Linked DNA regions of Homo sapiens: region 2 is linked to region 1. Evidence: read pairs that join two places in POLR2A ChIA-PET (ENCODE). Cell type or tissue: CD4-positive, alpha-beta T cell. All regions are shown on one strand. Each heading gives the region's core, and the rest is flanking DNA. Links, peaks and the distances in the headings are about the cores only. Region 1 has its middle 12 kb from the start of DCHS1. Region 2 has its middle 33 kb from the start of OR2AG2.

Region 1 (5,489 bases), core at 221-5,220:
TTGAATCATACAACATGTGGCCTTTTGCATCTGGCTTCTTTCACTTGGCATGTTTTCAGTATTCATCCATGTCATTGCATGTATCAGTACTTCATTTCTTGACTTAAGATATGGCTGAAGATATTCCCTTGTATGCATATAACACATCTTGTTTTTCTTTTCATCAGTTGATGGTCATTTGGGTTGTTTCCACTTTGGGGCTATTATAAGTAATGCTGCTATGAACACTTGTATATACATTTTTGTGTGGACACATGTTTTCTCTTCTTGGGTAGATACCTAGGAGTGGAATTGCTGGTATGATTATAACTCTATGTTTAACATTTTTAGAAAATATTTGAGAAAATTTGCCAAACTGTTGCTAAAGCAGCTGCACTATTTTACACTTCCACCACCAGTAAATGAGGGTTCGTTTACTGGTCAAACAAGTGTCAAACACTTGTTGACAAGGATACGGAGAAACTGGAACCCTCATTTACTGTTCGTCATTTTGTTGTTATCCAGCTGGGTATAAAGTGGTATATTGTTGTGGTTTTGATTCCCATTTCCCTAATAACTAATGATGTTGAGCATCTTTTTTTTTTTTTTTTTTTTTTTTTTTTGAGACAAAATCTTACTCTGTCACCCAAGCTGGAGTGCAGTGGTGCAATCTCAGCTCACTGCAACCTCTGCTTCCCAGGTTCAAGCAATCCTCCCACCCTGCCTCCTATGTAGCCAGGATTACAGGCATGCACCACCACGCCCAGCTAAATTTTTTGTATTTTTAGTAGAGACGGGGCTTCACTATGTCGGCCAGGCTGGTCTCGAACTCCTGACTTCAAGTTATCTACCTGCCTTGGCCTCCCAAAGTGCTGGGATGACAGGTGTGAGCCACCACGCCCAGCAGAGCATCTTTTTTATATGCTTATTGACTATATGTATATCTTCTTCTGTGGTTTCTTTCAAGATTTTCTCTTTGTAGTTTCAATATGATACACCTAGGCATAGATTTTTTCAGTATTTATTGTGCTTGTTGTTCTTTGGGCTTTCTGGGTCTGTGGCTTGCTGTCTGTCATTAATTTCAGAAAATTCTGAGTCATTATTACTTTACATATTTATTTGCTTGCTTGCTTTCTCTCTTTCCTTTTCTCCTTCCTTCCTTCCCTTCCTTCTCTCTCTCTCTTCCTTCCTTCCTCCCTCCCTTCCTCCCTCCTTCTCTCCCTCGCTTTCTCTCCTTCCTTCCTTCCTTTCTTTCCCTCCTCCTCCTCCTTCTTCTCCTCCTCCTCTTCTTCCTTCTTCTTTCCTTCTTTCTTCCTCTCTTTCTCTCTTTCTTTCCTTCCTTCTTTCCTCCCTCCCTCTTTCTTTCTTTCTTTCTTCCTTCCTTCCTTTTTTCTTTCTTTCTTTTCTTTCCTCTTCTTTCTTTTTCTCTCTTTCTTTCTTTTTTTTCTCTCTCTCTTTCTTTCTTTCTTTTCTTTATTTTTTTCTGATATTCCCATTACACATATGTTACACCTTTTGTTATTGTCCCACAGTTCTTGGATAGTCTGTTTCATTTTTTTCCCCATTCCTTTTTCTCTTTGCTTTTCAGTTTGGAAAATTTCTATTGATATATCTTCTAGCTCACTGATTCTTCCCTCAGCCATGTCCAGTCTACTGATGAGTCCATCACATACATTATTTATTTCTATTACACTGTTTTAAATTTCTAACATTTCCTTTTGATCGTCTCTTAGAGTTTCCTTTACTCTGCTTCCATTATCCATCTGTTCTTGTATGCTATCCAGTTTTCCCACTAGAGCCCTTAGCATATAATCATACTCATTTTAAATTTCCAGCCTGATAATTCCAAAATCTATGGCATATAAGTCTGATTCTGATGCTTGCTTTGTATTTTCAGATTTTTTTTTTTTTTTTGCCTTTTAGCCTGTCTTGTAATTTTTTTTTTTTTTTGAAACTGGATATTATGTATCAGGTAAAAGGAACTGAGGTAGATAGGCCTTTAATGTGAGATTTTATGTTTATCTGGCTAGGAGTCAGGCTGCGTTTACTACTTCTTGTAGCCGTGGTGTCAGAAGCTAACACCTAGTGTCCTTATTTTTGTCTTCCCTTTTGCCTTTGGGTTTTCCTAGAGACTCCTTCTTAAATAGGGGCTGAGGCTTGCAGTTCTTTTAGCTGTAACCCCTTGTTATTATTATTCAGGAGCCCACTGATGCAGTGAGAAGGTTGGGGTGGATAAGGGAAGCATTATATAGTCTTATAATTATGTCTCAGTCTTTTAATGAGCCCATGTCCTTGGGCTATGACCTTGGCAAGTGCTTCTCAGCTTCCCCCTACTCCACCGTAGAGAGACAGGAAGGCTGGAGGGGGCTGAGGCTGGGTATTTCCCTTGCCCCATGTTGGTTAGGCTTTGGTAAAACTCAAGTTGGTTAGGCTGTGGTAAACAGTTTTCCCTGAGGGCAGGCCTTGTTAAGGAGAACAGAGAGCTCTGGGTATATTTCAAATTTGTTACTTTTTCTGTCCCCCTGCTGGATGCATGAGGAAATTTTCTCCAGTCTTTACAGCGAGAACCTGGTGGGGCTTCCAGTTCTTGTTAAAGCAAAAAACTGGCTGTATAACTTCTTTGGGAAAAAATCTCTATTTAAATCCTTTGCCCATTAAATTTTTTCTTTCTTGCTGAGTTGTTGTAAGGATTCTTTTTTCTTTTTTTTTTTTGAGATGGAGTTTCACTCTGTCACCCATGTTGGAGTGCAGTGGTGTGATCTTGGCTCACTGCAACCTCTGCCTTCCGGGTTCAACAGATTCTCCTGCCTCAGACTCCCAAGAAGCTGAGATTACAGGCACCAGCCACCATGCACAGCTAATTTTTTTGTATTTTTAGTAGAGACAGTGTTTCATCATGTTGGCCAGGCTGGTTTTGAACTCCTAACCTCAAGTGATCCACACATCTTGGCCTCCCAAAGTGCTAGGATTACAGGCATGAGCCACTGCGCCAGGCCATAAGGATTCTTTAGATACAAGAATTATATACCTAGATACAAGTTCCTTATCAGATATGTGATTTGCATATATTTTCTCCCATTTTGTGAATTTTCATTTCCTTGACAGTGTGCTTTGAAGCACAAACGTTTTTAATTTTAATGAAGTTAGATTTATTTGATTTTCCTTTTGTTGCTTGTGATTTGGGTGTCATATCTAAGAAATCATTGTCCAAGGTCAAGAAGATTTACTGCTGTGTTTTCTTCTAAGAGTTTTAATAGCTTCAGCTCCTACTTTAGGTAAATGATCCATTTTAGTTAGTTTTGGTATATGATGTGAGTCCAATTTTATTCTTTTGCATGTGGATATCTAGTTGTCCCAGCATCATTTGTTGAAAAGACTTCTCTTTTATTTAATTTTCTTATCATTTTTGTCAAAAATGAATTGAACATAAAAGTAATGTTTTACTTCTGGACTCTCAAATCTATTCCACTGATCTGTAGATGCTGGTACCACGCAGTCTTGATTATGTTGTAGTAAGTTTTAAAATCTGGAAGTGTGAATCCTCCAGCTTTGTTCTTTTTCAAGATTATTTTGGCTATTCTGAGTCCCTTGAATTTCCATATGAATTTAAGGATTGGTTTAGCAATTTCTACAAAAAGATAGCTGTGATTTTGATAGGGATTGTGTTGAATCTGTAAATCAGTTTGGCATCTTAATAATGTGATATTTTCTAATCCCTGAACATATAATGTCTTTCTATTTATTTAGGCATTTTAACATTTCTCTCAACAATGTTTTGTAGCTTTCAGTGTATAAATCTTGTCCTTTTCTTAAGTTTATTCCTGAGCATTTAATTCTATTTGATGTTATTGTAAATAGAATTGTTAATTTCCTTTTTGAGTTGTTTCTTGTTACTGTGCAGAAATACAATTGAATTTTGCATACAGTTGATTTTCGTATTCCCATCTTGTATCCTGTAGCCTTGCTGAACTTATTTATTAGTTTTCATAGGTTTTTTTTTTTTGTAAATTCCTTAGGATTTTTTATATACAAGACCTTGTCACCTGCAAGTAGATAGTTTTACTTCTTCCTTTCCAATATAAAAGTCTTTTATTTATTTTTCTTTTCCAGTGGCTCTTGTGGAACCTCTAGTACAATGTTGAGGCAAGAGTGGACCTCCCTGTGTTATTCTTGATTTTAGAGGGAAATCATCCAGTCTTCTAATATTAAGTATAATGTTAGGTACAGTTTTTCATCCATGCCTTTCATCAGGTTGAAAAAATTCCCTTTTTTCCTAGTTTACTGGGTGTTTTATGATGAAAAGGTGTCCAATTTTGTCAAATGCCTTTTCTGTGTATACTGAGATGATTATGTGGTTTCATTTCTTATTCTCTTGATATGATATGGTGTATTATATTAATTGATTTTAGGATGGAAAACCAATGTTGCATTTCTGGGATAAACCCCATTTGACATGGTGGTAACTCTTTTTATATGCTGTTAGATTCAGTTTACTGGTATTTTGTTGAGGAATTTTGCATATTCACATGAGATATTGATCTGTATTTTTGTTTTCCTGTTACATCTTTGGTTTTAGTATCAGGGTAATTAACCTGCCTCATAGAGTGAATTGGAAAGTGCTCATTTCAACACTGTAAATTCAGAGACTTTTATCATCTTGATCAAATGAGCATTATCTATTTGTTTTAGGCATTTGAATCATAAATGTCTGAAATGTGTATCACACACAAAACTGACATTCAGTGGAGTTTGACTGAAATCCACTGTGCAATGAGTCTAATGAAGAAACTGGTAAAACTAAAACTAAACTAAGTCAAACTGAAATCAGTTGCAAATCTTAAATAATAGAATCCATAAAGCTGTTAAACTTTTCCATGCAACACAATTGCCATAAACTTTATAAATTGCTGATATAAACAAATTTTTGAATGGATAATTTCACTAAATTAGATATTGGTGTCCAAAAGCAGATTTTTCTAAGTTGGTAAATTTGGAAAATTTGGCGAATTGGACTTTGGGTAGCTTGGTCATTGGGTGAATTGTCTTCAGTAAATACTCTTTCAACTAATTGCCTAGTTTGTGGGTACAGATAAGGATCACGAGGACAGGAAATTGAGAGAACTTTGCCTACAGACTCCTTTTTCTTTTTTGCAGAATAGGCAGTGAGGTTAAGTGCTGACAGAGGTGAAGGTGAAGTAGAGGGTTTAAGAAAAGTGGAGAAAGGCTCGGCGGGGTGGCTCATGCCTGTAATCTCAGCACTTTGGGAGGCCGAGGTAGGTGGATCATCTGAGGTCAGGAGTTTGAGACCAGCCTGTCCAACGTGGCAAAACCCTGTCTCTACTAAACACACACACACACACACACACACAAACACACACAAATTAGCCAGGTGTGCTGGTGCATGCCTGTAGTTCCAGCTACTCAGGAGGCTGAGGTAGGAGAATCGCTTGAACCTGGGAGATGGAGGTTGTAGTGAGCTGAGATCATGCCACTGCACTCCAGCCTGGGTG
Region 2 (5,269 bases), core at 8-5,007, 70 kb after region 1:
CTGATTAATCTAAACTTTTTATATTTCTGATTTTTCAGCAAAGGATTATACAGTCATACCCAGCAGAGATTCATGATGGAGTCTCTCAATTGTAGTGTGTTTTGCCTTTTGGAGAGGCTGAGAATTTCAAAATTATGGAGTCCTGGTTTCTTTTTATCTAATAATTCTTTTCTCAAATTTATCTTTCACCTCTCACATTTTATTACAAGCTGAAAGAAGAAATCAGGAGAAATCTTCAACACTTTGCCTGGAAGTCTCTTTAACTATAACCAAATTTGTTACTTACAGGTTCTGATTTGTATGTAACTCCAGGAAATAATTTTGCTAGGTCATTCTGCCACTATATAAGAAGGATCCTTTTCCTCCTGACTCCAATAGCATGTTCTTTACTTTCTTCTGAGCCTTCACTGCAGTATCCTTAAATTCTAGATCTCTACTAATAGTCCATCCAGGGCAATTTAGACTTTTTCTATCATGTTCCTCAAAATTATTCTAGCCTGCTCCCACTTCCCAATTCCAAAGCTGTTTCCATGTTTTTTAGGTTTTTGTTATAGCACCACTCAACTTCTAGAAACTAGAAATCTCTATTATTTTTATATTGCTGTGTAACAAATTACCACAAACTTAGTATCTTAAAACAATACATCTCTATCATAGTTCCTGTCAGAAGCTCTGGCATGACTTAGCTGGGTCCTCTGCTTGGGGTCTCACAAGGCTGCAATCCAGGTGTTAACTGAGCTGTATTCTCATGCAGAGGCTTGGCTGGAGAAAAACTGCTTCCAGGCTTATGTGTTGGCAGAATTCAATTCGTTGTGGTTGTTGGACTGAGGTTCCCATTTTTTTGTTGGCTGTCATCCAGGGCTGCTCTCAGCTCCTGGAGGCTGCCTACAGTTCCTTACCACATAGCCATCTCCATAGCTCCTCTCACAACACGATGGCTTACCTTTCAAGGCAACTGGAGAGAGAAGTATCTGCCCTAAGGAAGGACTCAGTCTCTTTTTTAAGGGCTTTACCTAATTAAGTCAGGCCTATTCAAGATAGTCTTCCTTGTGGTTAACTCAAAGTCAGTTTGGGACTTTAATTGCCTCTGAAAAACCCCTTCACCTCTGCCATATTACTCAAAAGAAGAGGAGACATTATATAAGGCACAAATCATGGAGCCTGCCTTATCTGTCTGCCAACTAACAAAACAAAAAAAGTGCTTATCCCAGTGTTTGATCTGAAGTAGGGGCTCAATAAATGTTAACTACTTCAGTCGTTTAATTTTTTGAAAATCCCTGCTGAAACTACAGTGTCCATCCCAGTGGGATGTGGGGCTCAAACATGTAAATTCTCATGGAAGGGAAGGAGGACCTAAATGAGGTTACCACTGTCAAGCCAAGAGAACATCTCATTCTCCTAGAGATTACAGAATTTCTTAGAGTTAATGAAAATATATAGAGAGGAGCCATGACTGAGGACCTAGAAGAGCTAACCCAGAGAATTTATATGGAATGTATGTTCATATTGGGTTTCAGGAATTTTTCACTGTGACAAGTTAAAACACAAAGAGGAACAGAGAGTGGGCAGAAAGAAATTGGAGATTAGGAGGCTTAGCAATTGTAGCTGGGCTATTCAGGACATGGAATTCATTTGGTGCTTTCATCTCTTTCTGTCTGATGAAGGCAAAATTGTTGGGATGATTTCTGGTTAAGATTGGCCAAAGTTTGCTGGGCACGGTGGCTCATGCCTGTAATCCCAGGACATTGGGAGGCTGAGGTGGGAGGATCACTTGAGGCCAGCAGTTCGAAACCAGCCTGGCCAACATGGTGAAACACCATCTCTACTAAAAATACAAAAAATTAGCCGGGGGTGATGGCGGGCATCTGTAATCTCAGCTACTCGGGAGGCTGAGACATGAGAATTGCTTGAACCCAAGGCGGGGAGGTTGCAGTAAGCTGAGATTGCGCCACTGCACACCAGCCTGGGCAACAGAGCGAGACTCAGTCTCAAAAAAAAAAAAAAAGGATTAGTCAAGGAACTGAAGTAACTAGGAAGCTAGCAGGTATAGCAGAAAAAAAGTTAGGAAAAGAAGGGCTGCTTGAATAGGATGAACAAGGCCCAAGCACCAGAGAAACCTGCAGGACTGGGGACGGAAACACAGGAAAGAGAGAAGCTCCTCAGATAGGTCTCTCTCCAATCTCCAGGTGACCACAAAGATTTAAAGTAGAATGGCGGACCAGCCACTAGAGGGAGCATTAATACAGTCTTTTGTATTACTGTGTCAAGTTATGATGAAGATATGGAAGGTGACATTGAAAAACAAAGTAATGATCAAGACAGAGGGCCTGAATTAAGGCCAAGCCTTTTTCCTTTGTACTGTAACTTGAAGTTACATACCACAGCTGCAGCCAGGGAATCTGATTCTATTGGGTAACTTTCAGAAGAATCTTCCCATCTCCTGGTACTTCTACTATGAGTTAATAAGAAATATTGGGCATGGGAATTGCTTTAATGTGGAGACTATCATTATTTTGGTGTAGACTGAAGGTAACAGGAGATGCTGTGTCTCTTTTCTGCTAATGTTTTTGGCAAGTCCTGGGTTTGGTTTGGTTTTGTTCTTTTCTCCAAGAAGGGACATTCTTTCCTCAAGGAGATGAAGGTTGTGACCTAGGGAGGTCTCTCTAGCCTTTGAAATCCTATAGCCGTTGACCACCAAGTGGGTTAGGAGGGAACCAAAAAATAGGATACAAACTGCAGTTGCTTTTTCCTTCTAAGGCTTCTATTAAGCTAGAATTCTCAGAGCTGTCATTTCAAGAGAATAGACCAGGACATGTAGGGAGGTGGGAAGAATTTTCAATGATAATTGTCTCTACTGTACAACCCGGTGCATATTTGGACAAACATTGTGTGGCTCTAGGAGGTGGGGAGTCAATGTAGGTCCCACCACACCATCAGACTCTCCTCACTCTGCACTCCACATGAGTAAGCTCTGTGGGGCACTGTGGAAATGGGTCAGAAGAGAGTTTTCAAGATGACTTTCCCTGATGGGAGCTGGCAGCCTTTTGATATGTACCCAATGAAAAATATGATCCATTAGTAATTTGGGAACATCAGTTTGTATCCTAAAGGACACCACTTTTTTTTGTTTTGTTTTGTTTTTAGATGGAGTTTCACTCTTGTCACCCAGGCTGGAGTGCAATGGCACAATCTTGGCTCACTGCAACCTCTGTCTCTTGGGTTCAAGCGATTCTCCTGCCTCAGCCTCTCAAGTAGCTGGAACTACAGGCATGCACCACCATGCCCAGCTAATTTTTTATATTTTTAGTAGAGATGGGGTTTCACCATGTTGGCCAGGCTGGTCTTGAATGTCTGACCTCAGGTGGCCCACCCACCTTGGCCTCCCAAAGTGCTGAGATTACAGGCGTGAGCCACCGCGCCCAGTCAGGATACCACTTTTGATCATCAGGCAAAACAGAAAAAGATTTCAACTTTGAACTAAATATAATTGATATCTAAATATATGAATTAAGTTCCACATTGCTCTAGAGAAATATATCTTTCAACCAAATTAGTTAAGGAACAAGTAAAACTCTAGAGAAAGATACCTTTCTCTAGAGCAATGTGGAAATTAATTCACGTATTTAGTTCTCACCAAAGACTGAGTCCCTGGTAGTTATGAAGCTTACTAAATTGATCTTTACTGAGGATTAATGCAAAAGCATTGACTAGGTGTAGGTAGTGTCAGAACAAACTTTAGTATTTTTTTTTCAGAAGGTAATTATCTTTATAGTTAGGAAATGAAGAAGGAATCCATTCCTTTGGCCAGAGTATCTGGGAGGAAATCCTTTGCAGTTACATAAAAAGTGAACTTTTTTGGTTACAGGAAGGATGTAATAACAAGTAACAGGATTACATCTTTTTCAAGACCATGTTTTCTCATTTCACAGACTTACTGTCTAAAATATACACCTATAAAATGGTGTGTACATCTGAGACTTTTGTATTAGGAACCTGTTCTGATAGTCTCCAAAGGTAACAAGTCCTTCTTTGTAGCCTTGTATGCCCCAGAGCAGGTGCTAGGGTCATGCAAATGAGAAAGAAGTGGGTATGCGAGTGATGGGAAGATGGAAGAGGAGGAGGAAAATGTCCCTTAGTTGTTGTCAACTCTACTGTTACCCACAAAGAAGGACTTGTGTGCTAGAGGTAGATTATTTACCCATACTTTTGGATGCTGGAAAAATTTAGACAATAATTTGGACAATAATTTTTCCTCCTATCCAATAATACAACTTTGGTCTATTGTGGATATAGATTCAGAGAAGGCAGGAATTCATTCAAGGAAAGGAAAATGCTGCAAAAAACTAGTGGAGGTGTGAAGGCTTTTAATGTCTTCACTTCTATGCCTGATTTACCTGACATATTGGCGCATCAAACAAGCTTGGTTTTAAGCTAATTTAGAGTAAGAAGTATGAGTTAATATTTCAAATCAGTTCTCAATCTTTATTTAAAATTATCATCTGGGGACATTAAAAAAAATTCCCAGTCCCACTCACAGAAGTTCTGACATGTGAAGCCTAGTTATTGTTCAGAAACTATCATTTTCTAAAACACTCCAAAGTTCATTTAATACATGCTTCCAAATGTTAAGTATTCAATCCCATTTTGTAAAAACACTATCCTGGCCGGGCATGGTGGCTCATGTCTGTAATCCCAGCACTTTGGGAGACGGAGGCGGGTGGATCACCCGAGGTCTGGAGTTCGAGACCAGCCTGGCCAACATGGTGAAACTCTGTCTCTACTAAAAATACAAAAATTAGCTGGGTGTGGTGGCGGGCACCTGTAATCCCAGCAACTTGGGAGGCTGAGGCAGGAGAATCACTTGAACCCAGGAGGCGGAGGTTGCAGTGAGCAGAGATCACACCATGGCACTCTAGCCTGGGCGACAGAGTGAGACTCTGTCTCCAAAAAAAAAAAAAGAAAAGAAAAGAAAAGAAAAAAAGAAAAAACACTATCCTAAGGAGACACTTTCAGTGGAGAAAATGTGGGAGTGTAAAATATTAATTTTGCCATTTTGGATGGTCTGGATATAGAAACAACTCATTTGAGAGTTTTTGCATCCTGGTTTCCAACTAAAGTATTCTTTCTGGCTGAATGTTTGCATGAACACACCTGAAGACTCTATTGCTATGCTAGAATGTTCAACTGAGGGTTGTTTCAGAATTTAACCTCAAAGGATAAAGAAATGGAAAAAGGGTGAGCTCTAAAGAGACATGGAACATAGATCCAA

The links. ChIA-PET counts read pairs that join two places held together with the same protein. Peaks named below come from ENCODE experiments on the same cell type or tissue, not always from the same donor. Only the 100,000 strongest peaks of a DNase experiment are listed, where the experiment ranks them.
Region 2: POLR2A ChIA-PET joins it to region 1 with 8 read pairs; 3 of 35 experiments call an interaction of 5 or more read pairs at or near these places.

Annotation. Positions count from the first base shown.
Region 1 is chr11:6,665,513-6,671,001 of GRCh38, forward strand. No RefSeq gene overlaps it. Among named protein-coding and RNA genes, the nearest start is that of DCHS1, 12 kb to the left of the region's middle. RefSeq lists an enhancer at 2,555-2,604. In CD4-positive, alpha-beta T cell, for the core only: a CTCF peak has its summit at 2,528; DNase peaks (open chromatin) are centred at 2,409 and 5,099; H3K27ac peaks cover 312 bases.
Region 2 is chr11:6,735,844-6,741,112 of GRCh38, forward strand. No RefSeq gene overlaps it. Among named protein-coding and RNA genes, the nearest start is that of OR2AG2, 33 kb to the right of the region's middle. RefSeq lists enhancers at 664-753, 1,004-1,183. In CD4-positive, alpha-beta T cell, for the core only: CTCF peaks have their summits at 2,223 (motif pointing right) and 2,424; DNase peaks (open chromatin) are centred at 1,088 and 2,228; H3K27ac peaks cover 2,760 bases.